Linked DNA regions of Homo sapiens: region 1 is linked to region 2. Evidence: chromatin contacts called from ENCODE Hi-C or POLR2A ChIA-PET data. All regions are on one chromosome and are shown on one strand. The core of a region is the stretch at or near the end of the contact, and the rest is flanking DNA. Distances in the headings are between cores, read along the strand shown.

Evidence for each region. Hi-C counts contacts between places; a loop is a spot of excess contacts on that map. ChIA-PET counts read pairs that join two places held with the same protein, here RNA polymerase II (POLR2A). Pooled maps may share reads with other maps.
Region 1: a map of endothelial cell of umbilical vein shows a loop between it and region 2 (5-fold over the local background). The contact joins two enhancer-like sites. A Hi-C loop is called at or near these places in 2 of 168 maps with a recorded cell type or tissue (endothelial cell of hepatic sinusoid and endothelial cell of umbilical vein) and 5 of 50 pooled maps. POLR2A ChIA-PET finds 5 or more read pairs at or near these places in 1 of 52 experiments (activated CD4-positive, alpha-beta T cell).

The regions. Positions count from the first base shown.
Region 1 is chr9:3,934,451-3,939,743 of GRCh38, reverse strand. It overlaps GLIS3 (GLIS family zinc finger 3), which reads left to right. Exons shown (of 11, transcript NM_001042413.2): 5 at 2,555-2,716. Among named protein-coding and RNA genes, the nearest start is that of GLIS3-AS1, 38 kb to the right of the region's middle. Within about 2 kb of position 2,708, at least 7 of the 41 ENCODE cell types and tissues checked have a DNase peak (open chromatin) inside an H3K27ac peak, as active enhancers do; they include endothelial cell of umbilical vein, where a contact is called at or near this core.
Region 2 is chr9:3,873,308-3,878,345 of GRCh38, reverse strand. All of the region lies in intron 8 of GLIS3 (GLIS family zinc finger 3), which reads left to right. Among named protein-coding and RNA genes, the nearest start is that of GLIS3-AS1, 23 kb to the left of the region's middle. Within about 2 kb of position 2,950, at least 3 of the 41 ENCODE cell types and tissues checked have a DNase peak (open chromatin) inside an H3K27ac peak, as active enhancers do; they include endothelial cell of umbilical vein, where a contact is called at or near this core.

The DNA.
Region 1 (5,293 bases), core at 1,459-3,958, 62 kb before region 2:
GAGGTCAAACCCTTCATTCATAATCTTTTCCCCGAGAATACTGTAATGCTGTTCTATTGTCTTCTGCCCTTTCTTGTTACAGAGGAAACATCTGATATCAGCTGGATTTTGATTATTTTACGGATAATCTTTTTGTTGTCATTTTCAGTCTAGGTGCCTATATTTTCCTCTATCCTTGCTATTTGAAAATGGTCAGGATGTTCTGAGATATTGTTCATTTTGCACTGATTTGCTTGGAATGCAATAAGCCCTTTGGTCTTTGATTGTTGCTTCTGTTAAGAGTAATAATAGCAATTAGTTGGGTTTTAGCTGAATATTCAAGTGGACATTTAACTGGAAAGACTTGGAAATGGTATTCTTACATATAGTTTATGTCTTATCAAGTGAACAGTTTGAATTAATCAGAGACATGTCTTGGATCCTTCTAATCCCTCTATGGTAGAACTAGGGATGTTGTTTTATCCTGTACTCACAGAAACCTCATTAATCTTATTCTAAAGTAGTTCTCCGCTCTCATCCTGGTGCTGAAACAATGCAGCTTTCTCTCAGATCAAGATCTGAGGTGACTGTGGAACAGAGTGGATATGGGGCCTGCTCAGGTTTGGGTATGTGCCCCGGGAGCTGGCCCCAAAATGGAATCCACCCTACAAAAGAGCCTTGCTAAGAACCAGGCTACAGTCTTGGCGTGTCTAAAACCACAAGCTCACTTCAGACCTAAGTGTGGTCCACCAGGTGATTCCAAGTCAAATAAACTGAGCTCCAAGAGTTTTCTCTGAGTCGTCATTCAAAGAGAACCCTAAAAACAGAGGTTTGGTCAGCAGAGGCCTCTTAGCAATGAGTTGGGGTTTAATGTTGAGCCCCTTTATTCTTAAATTTGAGAGTCACTTGAAAAGCTGCAGAAATGAGCCCCTTAACTCCTCTCTCCCTCTAGTGACGTTTCCTTTCACTCTGCTGAAAAAGTAGTTGGCTTCGTCAGCATTCATCTTCTGCTCAGGCTAAATTTATTTTTATGTGAAATAGAAATCAGGAAAACACCAAAATTATTTTAAGCAAAATATCAAAATTGAAATAAACCAACATATGTCTGTGAAACATGTATAACTCTCAATCAAAAATAAGTGCAACTTTCATAAATTTCTTAAAATACTCCAGCATGCAAAATCTGGACAACTTAAATAGATGGAGTGATGACATGTTTAATTATTTTTTTTTACTTAGTTCGTCCCTTATTTAAAGATGAAAATTCCAATAACCAAAACCTGGCCAGCTCTAGATCATTCTGTTGTGAACAATGTCCTCTACCATCTATTATAGTAAGTAAGAGAACCAAAGAGTTTTATACAATTTCTTGCAGCAAGGTTAAGTTATACCTGCTAATTTTGAATGGGAACCATCTGGAACTTACCTTCCTTCCTTACCCACCCTCACCCCCCTGCATTCCTCTATAAGAAGTGAGGCTTCTTAATTGCTTTAAATGTATTATGCTTTTTTTCCAGTAGGTGTTCCGTATTTCTCAGTTTCCCTTCCAGTGAGAACTCAAATGGGATTAAAACTGTCTAAGTAACATAACTATTCTGGGGGTTAGCACCAAAGAGAGAGTTAAAAGATAAATCCCCATCTCACCTTTATGCTTCATTTCTAGGCTTTCTCTAACACATTTTCTTTATTAGATTGTTACTTCAAGGATTGGAATCACTTTGACCCTATTAATAGTAGCTGATATTTTGCCCTCAGAAGACATTGAGTAAATGTTACTGTCAATAAATATTATTGACAAACCAGTGACACATTTATTGAAATCTTAAGCCTTTTATCTTCTTTTCCTCATGAATTAGATAATGAAATGTCTAAAAAGTAAAAAAAGATTAAAGTATTACGGTACTTTTTTGGAAAATGATTTCACACTAAATGAATTGTCTTTTAGCTTCCTTTGTAAGAGCCTGTTAAAAACTTTATCTCATTAGCCTTGGCATTACCATATACATTAACATGGTCACTCTTTTGAGGGTTGGAAAAAACTTACAAATATAGTTAAGGAAATTTATGATCATATTGATCTAGTGGACACATGTCTTTTTCATCCTGGACTCTCAAATCTTCAATTCTCCTTTTTCTCATATATCACTCTGACTTTTTTTTTCTTATTAGTTTATTAGTTGTCAGAAAGTTTCTTCCTTTCCAGTTCCTTCAATTTAGACCAATTTGGAAATGGAAAAGTGTGTTAATTTTTAATAAATCTTTAAGACACACATTACTGTATTTTTATTAACAGAGCCAGATGGCTCACGGTGAATTTTCTCTGACATAAGTAAATCACAGAAATCAGTTTGGGACCCAAATCTGATACAGAAAGTGGCATGTATATTCAGTGGAAAAATGCAGTTCACATAAATATTCGGATATTTTTAGGAGCAATATTTATTACTGTTTGGATTTGATTTTATTTTATCATTTTCGGCAAAGTACCAACTAAGAACATTTTTTTTTTAGCTGTCCCCCAGACTCAAACATTCAAGGTCCTTCTCAACCACCAAAAATTGTTTTCTTTTTGCAGTTTGAAGGTTGCGAGAAGGCCTTTTCAAGGCTTGAAAATCTCAAGATCCACTTGCGGAGCCACACAGGCGAGAAGCCGTATTTGTGCCAGCATCCGGGTTGTCAGAAGGCCTTCAGTAACTCCAGTGACCGCGCCAAACACCAGCGGACGCATCTGGACACCGTAAGAATGGCAGGAGCTTTCCAGTTTCCAACCCAGCGCCTGGTGTGAGGAAGTGCCTGCTTGATAGTGGGCTGGTGAAGTGTTTGCTTTATGGTCTGCAGGTTACAGGGACAATGCCAAGGGCAGCAGTGGAGCCTGGTAAAAGGCCAGATGGGGCCCTATTTATTTGGCTGTTTCATTTTTCTGTAGCAGCAGTTTATTCTAAATATTACAACCTCCTGGGACAGAAGGGTTACTTGGTCACCGCTGTGTACAAAGCAAAAGCAGTTTAGGGGCTGTCATGTAGTAGATTTTAGTACAGAGAGTGATCAGGAGAGACTGGCATTAAAAACAGTATTGAGATATCAAGTCGGTACTGTGTGCTATTGCTAGGAATATGAAGCAGTTTTTGTTTGTTTTTCTTTGTTTTTTTTTTCTACCCTGGTTCTTTCCCTCTTGACATAGAACTTTGCAGCTAGAATGATTTTCAAGAGTGAATTTGGCCCTTTGCTTTAGAAACCACCTGGTATTTTCACCTTCAGCTGATCTAAGAAGAAACAGTAAATCTTTCCCAAGAGTTCACTTTCCTCATGCTTCCTATCTGTTAGCAGCCACATATTCTTTGACATCAACCCTATGAGAACAATTGATTTTCATTATTACACCCTTAAGTCCCTTAATGCTACAACATTTTGCTCATTCCCAAATGCCTTTTCTATGATTCTTGTCTTTTATTTTCTCAATTATGTTGATAGCCCTCCTTTGCATTTCCCAGGTTTTGATGCCATTTTCGTTACACTAGGCCAGGTAGACTCTATGTAATTTCACTGCGCTTAACAAAGCCATCAGGATAAGTGTATTATACACATCACAGATCTCTTATCCCACATTCTTGCAAATAATGTATTCATGACAGTACTTTTTCGGTGTTAACATTCTGATGTCTATTATTAAACTACACCAGAGTTTGAATTTTGAAAAGATACTGTTATTTCTACACACCTTCTCATACATATTTAAGATTCTTCTGATGTTATAGTTGACATATTTATTAAATTTTATATTAGTCTCTATTAGTCATATTCATAGAAGTCATTTTAGCTATATGTCACATAACCTTTCTAAACAGAATTATCCCCTAATATGCATAAATGCGATGGTTTGCCTAGTAAATATCTCAAATATAATTAGAGCAACATGGGTGTAGGATGGACCCAGTTTCTACTCTACCTGAATTCAGTGATTTTAGGACCAATAAAATGGAACACTAAATGAATACATGTGGTGAATAGTGGGATTTTTCTAAGTAGAAAAAGAAAAAAAAAGAATAAATTGTGTTAAAATGCCCTATTTTGTTGTGCCTAAAATGGTCTTGGTGAGATCCAATAAACTTTCCAATTCGTCATTAACCTTTATCATGGAAGAATGAACATTTATGAGACAAGATTGTCTTGAGAAATTGCTTCTACTCCAGCTAGTTATCTGTAGGTTGCAAGAACTGTTGCGAGGCTAAGTGTTATGGTTTCGCACTGCCCTCCTTTGCTTGGAGCTAATTTTAGCTAATCAAGCTAAGAGCATTTTCAGAAATCATTTTGGAATAAAAATATATATCTTTTTAAAAAACTTTTGAGGAAGGCTACCTAATATAGTGGTTTCCTGATTTTTGTTAATGCAATCGCTTTTAAAACTCAGCTATTTTTTTTGGAAAAATTATTTCTCTATTAAATATTTTTAAAGCATCATTTTTTCCTTTAAGCTCCAAACTAGCTCCTGTTTAAATTTTTTACTGCATTTAACAAATTAGTAAGCTCTTTTAAAATCATATAGAAATCACACACTTGATTTTAAAAACAAACTATACTTGCTTGAAGAATTTGTTATTTAAATTTAGGTCCTTGTTCCCTTTCATTAATCACTCCTTATACTATAATACTGTCAGAATTTTGGATAAAGTATCTTTCTTCAACTAAGTGGATTCCTTATTTGTAGAAAAATGGTTTTCCCATAAACATTACTGAGTTCCTAATTCTAACCCTTAAAAGTTGTATTAATTAATCTCTCTATTAGCATCTTAATATCTACACAGTAATTGTACAGTACAGGTGGAAAATAACAAAATATATAGTTGGATGAAGTGTAGCATGCTAGTTAAAGCTTAGGTAACCTGAGATAAAATGACAGTTGCAGCAGTACTACTTAGATCAGTCCCTGACATTACTTTTTTGGCATACCAGTCCTTCCCTAGTGGCTGACAACAAGAGAAGAAAGTGAAGGTCAGCTGAGAGGAACAGTGGGTGTGTAGTCAAACTTTCTCCAAGAACATCTCAAAATCAAACAGAAGGCTGGGCACGGTGGCTCACGCCTATAATCCCAGCACTTTGGGAAGCCAAGGTGGGTGGATCACCTGAGATCAGGAGTTCGAGACCAGCCTGGCCAACATGGCGAAACGCCATCTCTACTAAAAATACAAAATCAGCTGGGTGTGGTGGCACATGCCTGTAATTCCAGCTACCCGGGAGGCTGAGGCAGGAGAATCGCTTAAACTCGGGAGGCGGAGGTTGCAGTGAGCCGAGATTGTGCCATTGCACTCCAGCCTGG
Region 2 (5,038 bases), core at 1,701-4,200:
AAAAGTTATTAAAATATGCTCCTGCCCTTACAGGTTTGAATGGTGAGGACAGGCATTCAAATGAAGTATAATAAGGCTGTTTGGTTAAATGATGTAATAGAGATCCCACAGGAGCCTAAAGAGGATGTCTCTAAATCTGTCTCGGGGGTGAGGGAAAGAAAGACACAGTGATGTAGGCATTGAAGGAAGACTAAGGCTCTTCTGGATGCCTCAGTGGGGGCACAGCATCCCAGGCAGCAAGAAGAACATATCCAAGATGTGAGGAACAGAAAGGACACCGTCAGGGACGGTCTCAGTAGCTTGGGATGACAGCATCCAGGCATACATGGCTGATGAAGTCAGATAATATTAGGTTGGCTTATGTGGGAATTGTGTATTTGATGCTAAGGAATTTGCCCCTTATCCTGCTAGGAGTGAAGAACCATTATAGGCTCTTTGTTAAGAGAGAAACACAATCAGATTGACATTACAGCAAAAGAATTCAGGTGGCAAGATAGTTGAGTAACTGAACCTGGAAGGAGAGACGGGAAAAACAAGGAGAAGAATATTGCAGGAGGCCTTGTGAGCAATATGGTTACTTGAAGCAAGGCAAAGCAGTGAGGATGGAGAATTTATTCAAGAGCAATTATTTAGGAGGCAGAATTACTAATCATTAATATATATGTGGAGCAAAGAGGAGGGACCAAAATTCATTTATAAGTTTTACCCCTAGATACCAAGATTGTGTCATTAATAGAAACTGAAAAATACAAAAAGAGTGTGGTAGTGTGGAGGAAAAAACAATGTTGAGTGGAGGAGAAGGGGAAGAAGACAGAATAATAAACTGACTTTAGGAGTTTGAACTTTAGGTGATTATAAAAGATCCATGTGGATATGTCTGATTGGCAATTAGCAATATGAATCAGAAGATGCTGGACTTTTTAAAAACAGTTCTATGCACAAGGTAAAGTGTAAACAAATCATTAGCCTCCTCCCACAAGATCTGTCAGCAAAGCAGCGCAAATGATAACCATCCATTAAGTTCACAGACGTTGCAGACAGAAAATCTTTTCTTCCACTTGTCTGATATATTCCTATAAATTAAGATTTTTTTAAAAAAATGCATTTTATATAGTTTTCTGTTTGGTTCTAAATGATATTAGCCACGGACTTTTCATCATCACATTTCATTCTGCCTGGCTGAGAATCTTACTCCATCCACAATGTCGTGAAGCTCAGGAATGATCAATCGGAACCTCCCTTCACTGCACCTCCTTATCTATAGTCATAACAACTCTTAACAAGAATATAAGACAAAAACGATCATTGAGTCTCCTTTTTGTACGCAGCCTTTAAAAGAATACATGTAGAAAAAGATTTTAATTATTATCAGAGTCAAAGACAACAATATCACACCCCAAATGCCTGAAATTTGCATCTCAGTTCTGACGGTTGCTAACTGTTTGGCTGTGGGCAAGTTCCTTAGCTGCTCCTGCTGCTTGAGGTTTGTGTGTTTGTCTTTTTTTAACATTTTGTATTTTTTATTCCTCCTCTTGAAAGTTTGTAACATATAAAGAATGGCAAGAATAGTACAATGAATACCCATGCATGTACCTGGCACTCATATTCACCCATTGTCAATATTTTGCCTTTCTTTCCTTCCCCTCCCTCCCCTCCCTCCCTTCCTTCTCTTTCTTTCTCTCTCTCTTTCTCTCTCTCTCTCTCTCTCTCTGACTTTGGTGATTCTTTGTTTTCCTGCCTATTGTTGCAGAACCATTTGACAGATGGTTGCAGATATCACTGAGCTTTACTGCTAATTACTTCAGTAGGGATCTCCTAAGAAGGACATTCTCCTACATAAACCCAATATAATAATCATACTCAGGAAATTTAACATTGATATAATACTATTCTCTAATGGTTACTTGCTATTCAGATTTCCCAAATTTTGTGAATAATGTTTTCTATAGCTGGAGATTTTTGTTTGTTTTCCTTTTTGTGATTCAGGGATCTAATAGGGATCTCACAGTGCATTTAATTTTTATTTCTTTTTCATCTTCTTGACTCTAATGAAGTTCTCCAGCTTTTTATTGTTATTATTATTGTCTTTCAGAACATTGACAGTTTTGAAGAACTCGGGACATTTATTTTACACAGTGTTCCAGGGTTCCATGGTTTGGATTTGTGTAATTGTTTTATCCTAAACAGATTCATTGTAAATATTTTTGGTGGGAATACCACATAGATGATGTGGTGTTTCTTAGCTTTTTTGAGATTTAGATTGCACCTTATGGGGAATTAGGATTAAATAAACTAAGTAGATAAAGTGCCTAGTAAGTTACATGGCATGAAACAGGCCTTTCATAGCTGTGGATACTAAAATAAAGACAGGCAGCTTTGGCATAGCTGAGTGATTCAGTTTGGAAGTCAGAGGATGTTGTTAAATGATCATAGGGGTTGATAATGTAAATAATCATGGAAGGGGAAATGGAGAGGAAGGAGGTACTTTATATGATGGGAGAATGAAATGGACATTTGCACTTTGTGGTTTTGCCTTGCTGCTATATTCTCCCCTACTGGACGTGTGCCCCATCCCTTGCCTTCCCAGCTGGAGTGGGCAAGTGTGAGTATGGCAGGTTCTCTCTTCCAATCAGGTTTGGAAAGGAAGATGACTTGAAACAGCCCTGACTTATTCACCAGGTTTGCGTTAGTGTCCAGCATAAAAACACTAAGAGGAAATGTGCTTACCTTCCGCTTTTGGTTTGTATATCTTTGCCTCTGTTTGCCTGGGAAATCCCCCAGTAAAAACTCCGGCAGTTTTCTTAACGGAAATAGGTTTATCACACTCTGCGATTTTTAGTGGGAAACTGGCATCTTTTCCTGCTTGCGGGCATTGATTCATCATTTACTTAGCTTTCACATGCTAAAAAAAATGGGCTGAGTCACTGTCAGAAGTCAGGAAAGGTCCACCACATCTACCCAGTTAGCGTCAAGTTCTTTGATCCTTACCATCATAAAATAAAATAAATGCAAGTTCTCTCAATCTAACAAGGTTCCATTTTTATTTTGAAATATTATCTGAATGACACATTATTTCAGTGATTTAAGCAGCACACTACATCACCTAATGTTGATCTAACTTATTACGGGAAGTGGTGTTTTACTATGGCATGTTGAATGAGCCAGTGGTACTTTATGACAGTGGCTTCCCATGAGAGGAACTCAGCGTCTTTGGAAATGTTAATTCAATGAGTTTCATAGTATGTCTGTTAGACCAGAGAAAACAAAAATATTGATGGGAGTCTCTTTTTGAAATGCAGAAATTTTACAATTCCAAGAATAAATCCTCTGAGTTTGTGTTTGCTCATCTTTTACAAGAGAATGTCAGCTGCCTCTCTTCATTCTGAAGAAGGCCACAAACAGTGCGCTTTGTCGTTCAGGTAATAGAGCTGAAGGAGGCCTGTGGATTGACCACAGTGGAGAGGCTTATGAAGGGCTTCCTATGAGCCCATGGCTGAGCCAGAAAAGACTGAAAAGAAAGTGTAAATATAAGGAAAAAAAACAAAGTGTTTTTTCTGTTCTCTCACTCAACAATAATCAACACAAAACGTTTCTGTGACCAACTGTGTGGGGGTTTTCCCCCAGCCCACTAAGCATGCAGTCAATTGTGCAGTAGACACCAGCTGGGTGTCCTCTAATTGCAACCTATCCTGACACTCTCTACTTGGAGAGAGTGTCAGATTCCACAGGTTGAGGACACAGTTCCACAGGACTGCCCCCCACTTCTGATGCCAGTTGCAAGACCTGGGTGATTTTGCCTGTACATCTGACAAACTGACTACAAATCAGGATTTCCACAGCCCCCTCCTCCGGTTCTATTAATTTGCTGGAGCAGTTCACAGAACTCAGGGAAACACATTTACTAGTTTATTATAAAGGACATTATAAAGGATACCAATGAAAAGATGTATAGGTCAAGGCATACGGGAAGGGACACAGAACCTCCATGCCCTCTCCAGGCCTACCGCCCTCCAGGAACCTCCATGTGTTCAGCTATCCAGAAGCTCTCTGAACCCAGTCCTTTTGGATTTTTATGGAGACTTCATTACATAGGCGTGATTGATTACATCATTGGCCATCGGTAATCAGTTTACTCTTTGGCCCCTCTTCCCTCAGAGTTTGGGGGTTGAGGCTGAAAGTTGACCCCTCTAATCCTGCCTTGGTCTCTCCAGTTGCCAGTCTCAGTCTCATTCTTTCAGGCAGCCAGAGGCTGCCAGCCATCAGTCAACTAATTAGCATACAAAAAGACACTATCACTTTGAAGATTCCAAGGATTTCAGAAGTTGTATGCCAGGAATGGGGAGGAAGACCAAATATATATTTCATAATATCACAGAAAGAAGGGATGTGTGGTCTCTTTGGAGAGTATTCAATCTAGTGTATGAATCAGCAGCAGAAAATATGAGGAACAATTATTTTTGAGCAGTAGTCAAATCACCTTTACCAAATAAGGAATGCCAGTTTTTTTTAGTCTCTATGGAGTATTGGGAAGGCTTCCTCTTTTCACCCATAATGTATTATTTCAGATATAGCATTGCTAGAATTCTAGGTACTTTTATACATGTATGATCTTTCTAGGCCTTTCAGTAATTTGCATAAGTAACTTTGACTTTTTCTTTGACTTTATTTTCTTTATTTTTTATCTTTATTTTATTTTTGTGCAAATTTATGGGGCATATGATGTGAAATTTTGTTACATGTATAGAATGCATAGTGATCAAGTTAAGGTATTTAGGATGTCCCACAACCAAGCACAATATGTTTTTTATTTAACTATAGTCACCTTATTCTGTTACCAGACATTGAATTTATTCCTTCTATTTAACTGATGATCATATGGTTTTTTGCGCCCATTCTCTTGATGTTATATATCCCATTTATTGATTTGCATATGTTGAATCATCCTTGCTTCCCTCGTATAAATCGCACTTGTCCTGTTGGGTTTGGTTTGCTGGTATTTTATTGAGGATTTTTTGTCTCTGTTTATCAGGGATATTGG